Regions from separate parts of the Homo sapiens genome. Here region 2 is linked to region 1. A link is a contact called in ENCODE Hi-C or POLR2A ChIA-PET data. All regions are on one chromosome and are shown on one strand. The core of a region is the stretch at or near the end of the contact, and the rest is flanking DNA. Distances in the headings are between cores, read along the strand shown.

What was found. Hi-C counts contacts between places; a loop is a spot of excess contacts on that map. ChIA-PET counts read pairs that join two places held with the same protein, here RNA polymerase II (POLR2A). Pooled maps may share reads with other maps.
Region 2: a loop to region 1 is called in a map with no recorded cell type, with 6 times the contacts of the local background. The contact joins the enhancer-like site here to the promoter of CRYM in region 1. A Hi-C loop is called at or near these places in 8 of 37 single-sample maps with no recorded cell type and 5 of 50 pooled maps. POLR2A ChIA-PET finds 5 or more read pairs at or near these places in 1 of 52 experiments (GM12878).

The regions. Positions count from the first base shown.
Region 1 is chr16:21,276,336-21,279,956 of GRCh38, reverse strand. It overlaps CRYM (crystallin mu), which reads left to right and starts at 1,667. Exons shown (of 8, transcript NM_001376256.1): 1 at 1,667-1,875; 2 at 2,373-2,526. The coding sequence starts at 1,706. RefSeq lists an enhancer at 1,666-1,875.
Region 2 is chr16:20,872,984-20,876,604 of GRCh38, reverse strand. The region is part of intron 1 of DCUN1D3 (defective in cullin neddylation 1 domain containing 3); the gene reads left to right. Among named protein-coding and RNA genes, the nearest start is that of DCUN1D3, 26 kb to the left of the region's middle. RefSeq lists a silencer at 947-1,026 and enhancers at 1,673-1,892, 2,143-2,242. Within about 2 kb of position 1,609, at least 8 of the 41 ENCODE cell types and tissues checked have a DNase peak (open chromatin) inside an H3K27ac peak, as active enhancers do; they include GM12878, where a contact is called at or near this core.

The DNA of each region.
Region 1 (3,621 bases), core at 418-2,917:
GTGTCATTGAAATCAGCTTTTCCCAACCACCAGTGTCTTCTCTCTCTCTCTCTTTCTCTCTCAGTGTTCACTTATTACATGGCTACTCTGTGCCAAGCACTGTTGCTAAACACATTATGTACAATTTCTCATTTCATTGGTACTGATTTTGACACTTACTCATCCACTGTCTTTTATCATGATGTGACCATTTCCTACAAAATGCCCTATGTAGCTTCCAACCAAAATACCACAAAGCACAACTTCAGCAGTCCTGCCTCTTGACCTTCTCCCAGGCTCTGCTCTCGCTCATCTGTTCCATCCTTTGCATTGGCAGAAGACCCATCTTTCTAAATGCTTACTCTCTTGGAGCATGTAATTTCTTTCCTAGGAATCACCATTCTCAGCTGCCTGACTCCAAGAATCGTTCTCAGTTTTATCTTCTGATGCTCCTAGACCTCAGCACCTTATTCCAGCCTAACACATCTGGCAACTCACTGTTCCCAGAGCTATTCAACATGCCTTCCACCTCAGGGCTTTACTTGGCCTGTAATGCCCTCTTCCTCTCTTTCTGCCAAAGTAGCTTAATGATTAGGAATATAATTCTGAAGTCCAACCATGGGCAAAGCCAGCTCCTCTGCTGACTTGGTGGATGACCTTGAACTAAATTTCTTCCCTTCTCAGAGCCTCCAATGGACAGTAAAACTAATAACAACACCTCCCTACCTTAGAGGTTGTTGTATAATTAAATGAGATAATATACATAAAGTGCATGGTGCAGTATCTGGTACATAGTAAAGATCAATAACCTGATGTTATCATTGTTGTCGTCACTATTATTATTTCAGACCTTGGTTTCTCCCCACTCTTTCATGAAGCCCTTATCTAACCACTCCAGGTCAAAATCATCTCTCTTTTCTTTGAATTAACTTACTTTTCCTATCACTGATTTGATGACTAGGATTTATTGCCTTAAGCTTTACATCATTCCTTTCCGATTTTATTTCCCCATCTCAGGTAAAAACTCCTGGAAGAAAAGATCCTGCAATTTGGCTTTTTGTGAGATGGAAAAGATTACACCTTGCCCTGCAAACTTCCCCCCTTTAAAGGCGAAGGTTTGTTAGGTTAGTTAGCCTGTGAGAAAACTGTGCGTTCTTAGCAATCAAAGGCCAGACATCTGGGGGTACAGGGGGGAGGAAGACTAGGATAAGAGACTCTAGACGGGGACAGAATTAAAAGGAAAAAAAAATTAAATAAGCCTCCGTCTCCTTTTATCTCCTAGCAGTAGGCAGTAATTTAATAAATAAAGGAGCCCCGTTAGCGTTTTCCCTGTCCATTCTTTCCCAGGCACGGTGACCTAGACAGCAGCAAAAAGCGAGTTAATAGGGAGGGGTTATGTAGGAAGCAAAAGTCAAGGAATGTGGCTACAGCTGATTACAGGAACTGAGAAAGTGGACCAAACAATATTGACTCCCAGCACGCCACCGCGATGTCCATCTTGGGGAATCCGTTGCTGGAAGGGACCCATCTCGCCCACCCTTAGGGGTCGAGGTGGGCGAAGGGGGAGGAGAGGGCTGGCGGGGCGGGGCGGGGTTGCTCCGCCCCCGGAGGCTGGGCTGTGACCAGCAGGCGGCTCCACAGAGCAGCGGGCGCGCTCATAAAGGGCACAGCCGAGGGTACGTGGATCGCGGTGCGGAGACTGAGGTTAGAAGGCACAGGTGGCGAGATGAGCCGGGTACCAGCGTTCCTGAGCGCGGCCGAGGTGGAGGAACACCTCCGCAGCTCCAGCCTCCTCATCCCGCCTCTAGAGACGGCCCTGGCCAACTTCTCCAGCGGTCCCGAAGGAGGGGTCATGCAGCCCGTGCGCACCGTGGTGCCGGTGACCAAGCACAGGGGGTGAGTGAGGAGGGTCGGGGTCAGGGGCAGGAGAAACTGGAAAGCGGGGAAAGGAGGAGCAGGAAGAGGAGGGGTGGGAGAAGGGAAGAGACGGCTTGCCTAACCGTTGCTAACAGCTGCCACTTTTAATAGGCGCTACCCGGTGTGCTAAGTGGGCGTTTTACAGGTGTTACCTTGTTTATTTCAGCACACTCTCCACCTAGGGAGGTATTGATACCACCATTTGATTGGTGGAAAACTGAGACTCAGAGAGGTTAAGTGACTTACCTAAGCTTACACAGCTACTAAGTGGCAGAGCTGGAAAGGTTTTCTGATCCAGAGCCAGACTTCTGAACATACTGTGCATAGTGTCTAAGGGAAGGGCAGAGGGATGCGGGGGCTGGAAGAGGGCCAGTGGGGTGGTGAGGAAGGAAAGAAAAAGGAAAGTATATGGATACTTTCTAAGAGACCCCAGCATTGATGGGAAGGGGCTGAAGCTGCTCCCTCTCTCCTTGTAGCTACCTGGGGGTCATGCCCGCCTACAGTGCTGCAGAGGATGCACTGACCACCAAGTTGGTCACCTTCTACGAGGACCGCGGCATCACCTCGGTCGTCCCTTCCCACCAGGCTACTGTGCTACTCTTTGAGCCCAGCAATGGCACCCTGCTGGCGGTGAGCAACTTCCTGTCCCGGGGTGGAATGGGGCCCCTGGGCCCAGATTGAAGCTCAAAAGTAAGTTCTCCGCAGCAGGGGGAGTCTTGATTGTGACTACGCGTGCCCCTCTGCAAGTGACTGGATACCAGCAACAGTGAAGGTTATCTGTGTCCATGTATCTATTTCTAGGACTGCCTGAGGATGCATAACACGGCACCAGCGCCCACTGCTGCCTCAAGCATGTGACAGTGTGGAAATAATAATCTTGTTGTCATTCTTGCATATGTCCTTGTCCTATACTCAGTTGCCCCAAATACGCAGCTTGAATGAACCCATTAGCCAAGGGAAGACTTACTTACTGAATCCTTGTCGACATGGAAAAGAAGGGGTGTTCTATAATCCCTGGGAGTCTTCAGAGGGGTATACGGTGTGACCTGTTTTAATATCTAATCATAGTTTCAAAAGGTAGCAGTAGCTTGTGTTTATGGAGTACTTTTTATAATGCATCAGGCACTTTTCTAAACATTTCACATTTATTAATCCTCTTAATACTTAAAACTATTCTATGATATGGGTAATATGATTACTCCCACTTTATAGATGAGGAAACCGAGTCAGAGCAACTATGTTCAACTTACCGAGGTTTATGTAACCAACAATTAGCATGGTTGGACTTCAGAGCTGCTCAGTCTAAGTCCACGGTCCATAGGTCCAGACTCTTCTAAGACCACCGCCATTTTAACTGCTACATATTGGGCACTTATGTGCCAAGAAGGAGACGCTGATCACATTCAATTCTGCAAAATTCCTCTATGGGTGTTTTTATTAACTCCCCTTCCCCCCAATTTCTGTTGAGGTCCTTGAGGCTCAGGTTAGTAGAGTCACTTTGCTTGAGGTCACACATCTGGTTAGTGAAAGACTCAAGAATCACTCCCAGGTGTGACAGTTAACTCTTAAGGTCTGTGCGCTCCAAGCTGGGTCTTACAATGTCCCTCCTTTTCCCCTGAATTTCTGGATCGCCAAATAATCTGGCCGTTTAACACTCCTTTGAGAATATCTAGCTTTCCCCAACTTACACTCATCCAACCGAGATGGCATTCATACTACCTGCCA
Region 2 (3,621 bases), core at 360-2,859, 400 kb after region 1:
TACCTAGTAGTGCAATTGCTGGATCATACAGTAGTTCTATTTTCAGTTTTTTGAGGGCCCTTTATACTGTTTTCCATAGTGGCTATACTCATTAACATTTCCACCAACAGTATACGAGGGTTCCCATTTTTCCACATCCTTGCCATTCATTATTCTGTTTTTTTTTTTTTTCATAACCATTTTAACTGGGGTGAGATAATATTTCGTTGTGGCTTTTATTTACATTTCTGTGATGATTAGTGATGTTGAGCATTTTTTCGTATACCTGCTGGCTATTTTCATGTCTCCTTTTGAGAAACATCTATTCAGATCTTTTGCCCATTTAAAAATCAGATTAGAGTCGGGCACAGTGGCTCGAGCCTGTAATCCCAGCACTTTGGGAGGCTGAGGCAGGCGGATCACCTGAGGTCAGGAGTTTGAGACCAGCCTGGCCAACATGGTGAAACACTGTCTCTACTGAAAATACAAAAATGAGCTGGGCCTGGTGGCATGCGCCTGTAATCCCAGCTACTCGAGAGGCTAAGGCAAGAGAATCACTTGAACCTCGGAGGTGATTGGTTGCAGTGAGCCGAGATCATGCCACTGCACTCCAGCGTGGGTGACAGAGTGAGACTCTGTCTCAAAAAAAATAAATAAATAAAATAAAAATCAGATTATTATTATTATTATTTTGCTATTAAGTTGTTTGAGCTCCTTATATATTCTGGCTGTTAATCCCTCGTCAGATGGATAGTTTGCAGATTTTTTTTCCCATTCTGTGGATTGTCTCTTCACATTGTTGATTGTTTACTTTGCTGTGTAGAAGCTTTTTAGCTTGATATAACCCCATTTGTCTCTTTTTGCTTTGGTTGCCTGTGCTTTTAAGGTCTTACACAAAAAATCTTTGCCCAGACCAGTGTCCTAGATCATTTCCCCAGTGTTTTCTTCTAGTAGTTTCATAGTTTCATGTCTTATATTTAAATCTTCAATCCACTTTGATTTGATTTTTGTATATAGTGTGAGAGAGGGGATCTAGTTTTATTCTTCTGCATATAGTCATTTAGTTCACAGTGATTTGTTTTAGTTCCCGTTTTCAACTGAGAAGACTGAGATGGAATATGGTTAAGTGTGAGCTAGAGAGTTGGTAGAGCTGGGCTGTACAAACCTAGTCATTTTGCATCCAATGCATGTACTTTCCCTCCTGGAAGGCACATGACTATACTGGAGCAGCTGAAGGAGCTGCAATATCTGTGCAACTGGTTTTTGAGTGAGAGAATTGAATGTTGGTTGCAGAACAGTCAAGACACTGAACGCAATTCAGAAAAGTTGCATGTAATTTCATGGACCCCCTATTGTTGGATGCAACATTTGTGTGTGTGTGTGTGTGTGTGTGTGTGTGTGTGTGTGTGTGTGTGCATGAGCGCACGCAGTTTATTCTGGGGCCATAGTTGTCTTTGAGTCTTCAGACTTATTGATGACTGAAAGAACTTATGGTGCTGCTGCTTTATTTTATAAATTTTTTATGTTGTTTCTTAAAATAGGGCATAGCTGCTAGGGCAGGGTTTTAATAGACAGCATTGTGGTGGCCATTAGGTGGCAGCAATTTTGGCAGGTCATGTGGGTGGGAAGTGGGCAGGAACGAATCATCAGATGTCTTACTTTGCAAAGCTTGCAGTACCACAGTGCCTTCCAACAGGTATAGAGCTCCATTTTTAATTACCTGCTTATCTTTGCACATGTTAATGTACTCTGGGGCCTCATGCTACATGAGCATTTGTGAAAATAAGTAACTTAAAAAAAAAAATCAAAGCCTAAACCTTGGGGCCTCAAGTTTCAACCTGCAGAGAACGTATTCAAATAAAGATGTGCAAACATGAGCATTTCCTGTCAGTCTTTGAAACTTAAACACTTTCTTAATAGGCTCTTCGGCATGTAAAATCAAAGAGAAATTGTCTCAGTGATAGGAATTGAAACCAAGAGGGTAGCCAAGTTCAGGTTAGATTTGGGCTTTCAGTTTCATGGGATATGGTTTAGATCAAATACCTGTTTCAGCTGGAAGGTTGATCATGTTATTGTACAGAGAAAGACTTCTGAGAGATTTTTGCTTTCAGCCTTTCACATGGTGTCTGAATGCTGGGACGGGGTTCCTCTTTGGGAACAAGATGATGACAGCAAATATGTACACAATAGAATAAAGCTCCTGAAGTATTCTGTGGCATATCTACTTGAAGGAGGTCTAACGGTGTAAAAATTGCAATTGGAAAGATTCTTGTAGCCAGTTAGTCATACCATCTTTTAAATAGCATCCTACTGGTCCACGTAGTTATAATGGAATTTGACAGCTTTCATGAACTTGGGATCATTGGTCCTGTTGTTCAGCTAAGGGTCCTATGATATATTCGACTAGAAATTGTGGCCTAGTCAGTTGGTTCTGAACCATGAATCAGAACATCTGGCAATTAGATCTTCTCTCTCTTTGCTCTCTGAATAGAAGAGATCTGAGTGACATAGCTGTGTCTTGGTAGGGACTCTTTCAGTTGTGATAGAAAACCTGATATCTAACTTATGCAAAGGAGAGTTTGTTGGCTCACACCTGTGAAGTTCAGGCTTTGATCTTGACTCTAGGAACAGTTGGATTCAGGGTGTAAATAATGCCTTCAAAATTCAGTTTCCCTTTGTCTCTTCATACTGCTTTCCACTTGGTGATTTCATTTTTGGGTTCTACATGCATTTGAGCTGAGCCCCATGTGATAAACAGGGACCATTTAATCCTCACAGTGACCCCCTAGGCATTCTTATTTTCTCTGGTAGCTCTTTCTGGTAGCATCTCCAGCCTCCTGTATTTTCAGGGTTGAGATTCTGTCTGGCTGGCTTGTCATGGGCATATCCTGGGTCCAGTCATTAAAGCCAGGGGCATGTGAGGCCTTGGTGGGGCTGAGTCCCATAGTTCTTTATGAACCCCACCCAGCCATATGGCCGAGAGCGAGGGAAAAGGATCTGCTGGTGAAAATTGGGTAATCACCTGATGAAGAGCCTGGATGCTGGGAAGGCAGACACGTCTGCTACAAATCTGTCCTTTGACCCAGTCTGCAGCTTGACAGCCCATGTTAGTCTTCACACTAAATCCAGCCCATTGACCATTTCCAGGCATTCCACATTTCTCTTTTGAATGAGCCTCTTGCTCCCTGGGAATGTGAATCACTCAATCCATGGGCCAGACCCTTCTACCCCTGATGTTAAACCTTTGATAAGGGGACTGTTACTCATTAGACCTTAAGATGGTCATCATCTTTGTCCTCTTCTTTTCCTTGGAGGGAGTGTGAGGAGGAAGTTGATCTTCTTTTGAAAGAATAAATTGAGGAAATTTAGATATAAGTGAAAGATGTCTTTAGGATTAAGCTGCTTTTCTCCCCATTCCCCCATCATTTAAAAACACTTCCTTAAAATCCCTGGAGCCAGAATCACTGGATCATTGGATTGGTTAGTTGTTTTTTTTTTTTTTTTTGAGACAGAGTCTCGCTCTGTAGCCCAGGCTGGAGTGCAGTGGCACAGTCTTCCTCACTGCTACCTCTGCCTCCCAGGTCCCACTTCAAGCAGTTCTCCTGCCTCAGGTTCCCAAGTAGCTGGGATTACAGGCATGTG